Regions from separate parts of the Homo sapiens genome. Here region 2 is linked to region 1. Evidence: chromatin contacts called from ENCODE Hi-C or POLR2A ChIA-PET data. All regions are on one chromosome and are shown on one strand. The core of a region is the stretch at or near the end of the contact, and the rest is flanking DNA. Distances in the headings are between cores, read along the strand shown.

Region 1 (3,657 bases), core at 30-2,529:
GACTGGCAGAAATGAGAAGGTGGCACAATGCCCCATTTTCCCAGGGACGCTGGGTTCAACCATCTTCATGCAGAGCTGAGGGAGTATAGGCTAGTACAGCCAGTCTGGAAGGTAGGATTTTTTTTTTTTTTTTTTTTTTTTGAGACAGAGTCTCGCCCTGTTGTCCAGGCTGGAGTACAGTGGCGTGATCTCGGGTCACTGCAACCTCCGCCTCCCAGGTTCAAGCGATTCTCCTACCTCAGCCTCCTGAGTAGCTGGGATTACAGGTGCGTGCCACCATGCCTGGCTAACTTTTGTATTTTTAGTAGAGATGGGGTTTCACCATGTTGGTCAGGCTGGTCTTGAACTCCTGACCTCGTGATCTGCCCGCCTCAGCCTCCCAAAGTGCTGGGATTACAGGCGTGAGCCACCGCAGCCGGCCGATTTTTCTTAATTGCATTGAAGATGCACTTACCATACGATCTAGCAATTCCCAAAGAGATGTCTGCATGGGTCCATAAGGGGGCAGGGTTGAGGATGATCTCTGCAGCATTATTTGTCATGGTGGAGAATGGGAAGCAGTCTAGGTGTCACTTGGGAGAGGGAACAGGTGAACTGATAGATACATGTCTTAGAGAATTATGCAGCAGTAGAAGCAATGGCTGAGATATACATCCAATGGCATAGATGAATCTTTAATACACAGTGCTGATGGAAAGGCAGGAACCAGAATAGGACAGTGGACAATAGCATTTACAGTCATTCAAAATTCACGAAGCAGTCCACATTGAGCAAAACACATACAAACGGAAAGGTGCATATTAGGAAGGTCATCGTTGTTGCGGGAGGAGAATGGGGTATGGGGAAGAAAAGGAAATTGCATGAGTTTGCTTGTAGCCTATTGTCAATGCCAGAAGCCTACAAATAATTCTGACTTGGAGCAGAATTTGACATAGTGAGAACAATACCAGAAGCTCAAGCCATGTGCTGTGAAAGGATGGGGAGGAGACTCCCCACCACCCCTCACCCTATGGAGGAATCATGGGAAGGTCATTTTCCTTCATATTAATTTCTGGACTGTCCAAGAAGTTCTCATGAAGCTGTGATAACAGACTATCCCTACGTTTGACTCTAAAGCTTGCATTTGACTGCGAGGGCTGTAGTGGTGGTTAGCAGTCCACCATTGTCACAGAACGGGGGAGATGCATGAATAAGCCTGGGGTGGTAGGGCTGGCTTTTCATAGCTGTGTATTTTTTCAGTCACCTCCAGCCATTCTGAGTGCCTGAGCTCTTAGTCATCCTTGGGTTCACATCACTAAGTACAGGTCATGGCTGACAGCCAGCGTCCAAATGTTTATCACACTGAGTAAAATGCAGTGGAATTAGATTTTTCTAGTACCTGATGGATTGGACACAAGATCGCTAGACTCTGAGCTAGGGGGTTCATTTTGCTCCTCTTCACTTAGGAGATTCACTCAAAATCAGTGTATCCAAGCATGATACACTCCCTCTCCCCACTTCCCACCCTGGGTTGATCTGATCTGGACAGAGTTGGCCCCTGATCTTTTTTGTTCCATCATCTCTATTTCTACTTGAAATAATAGTTGCTTTCTTTTTTAAAAAAATCCTTTTTTGAGATTCAGAGGTCCATGTGGACCAGATGACCAGAGTCCCTGTTTGCCTCGCATTGTGTCCTGCCTGGGCCCCAGAGGCAGGACCTGGTGCTGCCTGGGGTCTCGCAAGTGTGGGCAAGAGAAGAGCTAACCCTTTTGGATGTGGGCTCAGGGTGTGGGCAGCAACTCCAATTGCATTTAAAGTCAGTAACTAAAGCTTAAGTCTTCCGGAACATAGAAATAACCCCTGAGGTTGGCACTGGTGGTGTCACTGTTTTCCCAGCATTCTTTCTCATGCCCTGGATGTTGCTTATTGATGCCTCTTCCTTCTAGCTGTTCTTCATCCAACCTGTCCATCCTTTACTGACAGTGTTCAGTTTCTGCCCATGTCTCTGAACCTGCATTTCCAATTTCTGGGTCCCTTGGGATATTGATATCTTAAGTGAGGGGACAATAGAAATCCTCATTTCTGTTTTCTCAAGCTCAAGTATCAGCCCCAGGGTCCCTTCCAGTTCAAAGGATGTGTGATTTTGTAATGAACGTGCTGATGTCCTTAATTAGCCCCTTTAAATGGGAGAATATCCAGGTATTCACACAATGGACATTTTCTAAGCTTTACTTTGTGCCAAGCATTGTCTCAGTGCAGAGGTAGGCTGGACACAGTACTGACGAGGCCCCTGTCCTGATGGGGCTTGTGTTCTAGTGGAGGAAAGCAGACCACAAACATGCAAGCACCGTTCTAAAACAGGTTCATTTCAGAGAGTAATGAGTCAACGTGAAGAAAGAAAGCAGGATGTTGTGGGAGTAACTTGGTGATGGTGGGGGGTGGTGTCCAACATTAGCCTGGGGGTGATGGAGAGTCTCTCTGGGGAGGTGACATTTGGGTTGAGACCTCAGGGAAGAGGAAGAGCCTGCTGTGGGGAGAACCAGGCCCAGGCAGTGGCAGTTGCAAAGGTTCTGAATGGGTGTGTGTGTGTGTGTGTTCATGAGGGCTGAGAGGAGCTTGTCATTGAGAGGGAATGTAGAGAGAGATGAAATGGGAGAGCAGGATGGTGCGAGGGAGCTTTCATGCAGTGAAACTGAGCTTCCCCGCCACCCATCTGAGTGGCCACTGTCCCTTCCAAATGGGTAAGTCACCGCCAGGTAGACCACCTTGGATCCATCTATTTTCCACAGGAAAAATTTGAGCATATCCTAAAATAATATCCTCCTTCATCTTTCTCCCAAGAGGTCAAGGTGCCACAAACCTATTGTAGTTGTCCACTTTTCACTGAAGGGGGCGCTGGGATGAGAGAGGACATGAAGGATGCCTGTACTTACTGGGGGTAGGGGTAGGAAAATTGCCTGAGATCCCTGCATTGTGGTCCCGTGTCCTTCCCACCAGGTAAAGCCAAGGAAGGAAAGGAGCTTTTTGATCCCTGACCTACCCAGAGTCTTCCAAGTGCTTCCTTCCATGAGGCATGAATGCTTCATCCCCCACTGTTCAGACTGTCTGAGGTCTGTGTTTAGCTGTAGGAAATAAATACTGTTCGAAAGTTGCAGGGTGTGGCTTCGTGCAGATTGGGTTCATATCAGGCTTGGACATTGCAACCATGAGCAATTACTTACTCTTTCTGAACCTCAGTTTCTTAATCTGAAAAGGGTTGATAGCTTTTTCCTTGGGGATTTGTAGGGTTGGAGTGAAATTTTGCCCTTAGAGAGCTTGGCAGTAGGTTCAGCACATGGTCAGAGCCCCGTAGTGCTAGCCAGTGGTGGTGAAACAAGGCATTGGGCTGTATGTGCCATGGGTCTGCCATGTTTATTTCTGATGCCTACAGCCTTTGCTTTTAGTAATGCTGCCATTAGGTTCTATGTGGGGCAGGGGAAGCTGAATCATGAAGGAGAGCTGTTTCCTCTTTCTGACCCCATCAGTGTGGAAAACGTACTAGTCTTTTATCACCTGAGCTTCAGTTTCCCCCATCTGTAATAATCACCACTTTCCTCACAATGCAGAATGCTGGGAAGATCAATGAAAAACTATGCATAAAAGTGTTTTGAAAACTGGAAATCACTGAACAGATGTGTA
Region 2 (3,507 bases), core at 96-2,595, 440 kb before region 1:
CATCTCTTCCACTAGATTGTCAGCTCTATGAGGGCTGGAACTGTATCATCTTTTTCATCACTCAATCTCTGGTTTCCAACTCAGGCATGACACAGAGTTAAGTATTTGATAATATATATAAATGCATAAATAACACAGAAGTCACTGCCTTTTAATGAGTAGTTATGTGCCAGGTGTAATACTGCAAATTTTGCACATACTGTATGATCTTAAACTCTTGTGATAAACCTATTTTGCTCAAACTCTGAAGACTCAAAATTGGTTAACTGACTTACCCAAGGAAACACTGCCTTCAACTGGGAGTCTTGACTGTGTCCAATATACCCATCACACAAAAGTATCTAGATGGATAATTCAGATGAAAACTAGTGTTCTAAAAGCCACCTCTGCTTTTACTGTGTCTCATGTATCATCAACATTCCACTCCCAGATTTTATTTGATTTTTGAGACAGAGTTTTGCTCTTGTTGCCCTGGCTGGAGTGCAATGGCGTGATCTCGGCTCATTGCAACCTCTGCCTCCCGGATTCAAGCGATTCTCCTGTCTCAGCCTCCCAAGTAGCTGGGATTACAGGCGCATGCTACCGCATCTGGCTAATTTTTGTATTTTTAGTAAAGATGGGGTTTCATCATATTGGTCAGGCTGGTCTCGAACTCCTGACCTCAGGTGATCCGTCCGCCTCGGCCTCCCAAAGTGCTGGCATTACAGGTGTGAGCCACTGTGCCTGATGCCACTCCCAGATTTTTTAAATGCTTCTTTCTGCCCCTGGCTTTCCTAGTGACCTTCCCCATCTTCTCTGCCTCTCTAAAGTCTTGCTCACTTCCTTCCAGAGAGCCTTCTATAACAACTCCAATCCTAAATGCTTGCTCCCTTCTCCTATAGAGTTCACTGGCTAAACCAATCATCCAAATGACAATAATGGTTGACTTTTACTGAGCACTTTTTATGTGCCAGGCACTGCACTAAGCACTTCATGTACATTATCTCATTTTAATCTTCACAACAATTCTATGATAGGTTTAATTATTTCCCTTTATAATGAAGAAATGGAAATGTATACATATCAAGTAACTTGTCCAAGTGTAGAAGGAAGGGACAGAGGCAGGAATGGAACATGATTCTGTCTGGCTCTATGGGCTAGAACACATTCTTAGGCATTCCTTATTCTGTAATCTAACTTGTATATTTGTTTTGTTTCCCATATGAGACTGTAAGCATTGTGACCAAGGACACAAGCACACCAAGTCCACCTTGTTTCCCTCACTTGGAGCCAGGCTTTCGTGGTGACTCAGAAGACATGTGCTGAATGAGTGAAGGACTGAACCTAGAGATCACTTGTTGGAAAAGAATATGCCTGAGAAAACATGAGATACATTTGATTTGTGGTTTGAATTTCCAGGGCACAGGAGATTTTTAAGGAATTGCTAGTCTCAACAATCATCATGAACTCTTAACTATAATTTGAAAAGAAAACATTGCACTTACATTCTGAAAGATGACTTCCATTAAAGGAATTAGCTAAAATGATAAAACTCTTCCCTGACACTGTCCTTTATCCTCTCTGGAATAAATCTGCCCGCAAGGGTGGAACTGGTTGGAATTTAAGAGGAACATGCCCTTGGCACATTCCCTAGTGAGGACTAGGCTCTCAACAAATACCAAATTGTACTACATGGAAAGTGTTTTATCTATCTTTTGAAGAAGTTGTGTTAAAACAATCCAATCTAACCCCGGAACTAACTACAAGAAAGGCCTGAATTCAGACTTGTGACATGCGGCAACTGGCTAACAGATTCATTTCATAAGACTCTTACTGGCCAATCATTTCTGTACTGAGAGAAGACTGTCATTTCTAAAAAGGGAGGCAGGAGTTACATTACAGTTCTTGTTTTTAATCAAGAAGGTGTGAACTTATCTTCCATACTCAAAATGCAGTCTATCAGCTTAACAACACATTTTCAAATATTAATTTTGGAAAATATCTTAGTCATATTTTTCACGTTATAAGTAGTTGCCAGGGAGTGAGGAGAAACCATTAATTAAACAGTAAGATAAACTCTATGTTTAAGCCTCACTTAAATGAATACATCCAGTCAACACTAAAAAAACTATTTGGGCCAGGTATGATGGCTCCATCCCTATAATCCTGGCACTTTAGGAGATGGAGGTGGGAGGCTCACTCAAGCCCAAAAATGTGAGACCAACCTGGGCACAGTGTCTACATTGTGAGGCCCAGTGTCTACAAAAAATTTTTTTAAAAATTGAGTGTGGTGGTGCTGGCCTATAGTCTCAGCTACTCAGGAGGCTGAGGCAGGAGAATCGTTTGAGCCCTGGAGGTTGAGGCTGCAGTGAGCCATGATCATGTCACTGCACTCTAGCCTGGGTGACAGAGACCCTGTCTCGAAAAATAAGTAAATAGTTAATTAAAAATTAAAAACCCATTTGAAGGCTTATCAATTAAATAAGGAAACCTGGAAAGTAATCATACCAAAATGGTTGGAAAAGCATTACTCCACAGACTGATCCAACAAAATAATGAAAAAAGCTCATGTCAGCATCCAGGTATTTTCTGTCTCTGTATAATCCTGATAACTATGTTAATTGGAATACTGCATCAGGAAATGCTAATTGGACGTACACATGAACAGGAACACACAGAAGAGCTAATGAAATGAACTGAGGAATGGTAAGATTGGTTCATAGAGGAAAATATCAAGCAAATTAATAAACAGAACTGAATAACTGGAAACTAACCTTGGGCTACGAAAAAACTATCCAAATACACAAGGATGGCTTATTCATCATTGCACATGAGTTCATTCCCAAGAGAGAATGTTAAAAGGGGGGAAAAAAAGGTTAGTATAGAACATCAAACATTTTTCATGAGATTTAACCTCCTATCAAGATAAGATGGGTGGTGCCACAAATGAAAACATTAGGTCTAAGCAAATGAAAACATTACACTTCTAAATGCAATGCATTAATTTCAGGACTAGGTGAACACAAGCCACTCTAACTTTTTCTCACTAACCTCAGCAAAGTAGGCTAAGGATATTACAGAGCAGGAGCCAGATAATTTGGCAGATGCTAATATATACAATTATAAAAAGATAACGAGGACAAGAAAACACAGGCCTCCGGATAAAAATGAGCCTTTACTAGGAGAGCAGGAAAGCCGTCTTTCTTTTTCTAAGTACTTATTTCTGTAAATACTAGCCTGATGGGTAAAGGATATAAATATAGTTGGTATCTGTAGGGGACTAGTTCCAGGACATCTCTTCCTACCCCTAAGATCTGAGGATGTTCAAGTCCCTGTTATAAAATGGCATATTTTCATATAACCTATGCATACCTGTATTCTTTAAATCATCTCTAGATTGCTTCTAATACCTAATACAATGCCTACACATCACTTCATTCACATGGATTCAAGGCAGTACTTGAATATGGCAAATTCAAGTTTTGCTTTTTGGAACTCTGCAGAATTTTTTTCCCCCTCAAATATTTT

Evidence for each region. Hi-C counts contacts between places; a loop is a spot of excess contacts on that map. ChIA-PET counts read pairs that join two places held with the same protein, here RNA polymerase II (POLR2A). Pooled maps may share reads with other maps.
Region 2: a pooled map shows a loop between it and region 1 (2.9-fold over the local background). The contact joins two enhancer-like sites. A Hi-C loop is called at or near these places in 2 of 50 pooled maps. POLR2A ChIA-PET finds 5 or more read pairs at or near these places in 2 of 52 experiments (HEK293 and OCI-LY7).

What each region holds. Positions count from the first base shown.
Region 1 is chr10:114,387,205-114,390,861 of GRCh38, reverse strand. All of the region lies in intron 1 of AFAP1L2 (actin filament associated protein 1 like 2), which reads left to right. Among named protein-coding and RNA genes, the nearest start is that of AFAP1L2, 15 kb to the left of the region's middle. Within about 2 kb of position 1,279, at least 4 of the 41 ENCODE cell types and tissues checked have a DNase peak (open chromatin) inside an H3K27ac peak, as active enhancers do.
Region 2 is chr10:114,823,934-114,827,440 of GRCh38, reverse strand. The region is part of intron 1 of FHIP2A (FHF complex subunit HOOK interacting protein 2A); the gene reads right to left. Among named protein-coding and RNA genes, the nearest start is that of FHIP2A, 3.9 kb to the right of the region's middle. Within about 2 kb of position 1,345, at least 4 of the 41 ENCODE cell types and tissues checked have a DNase peak (open chromatin) inside an H3K27ac peak, as active enhancers do.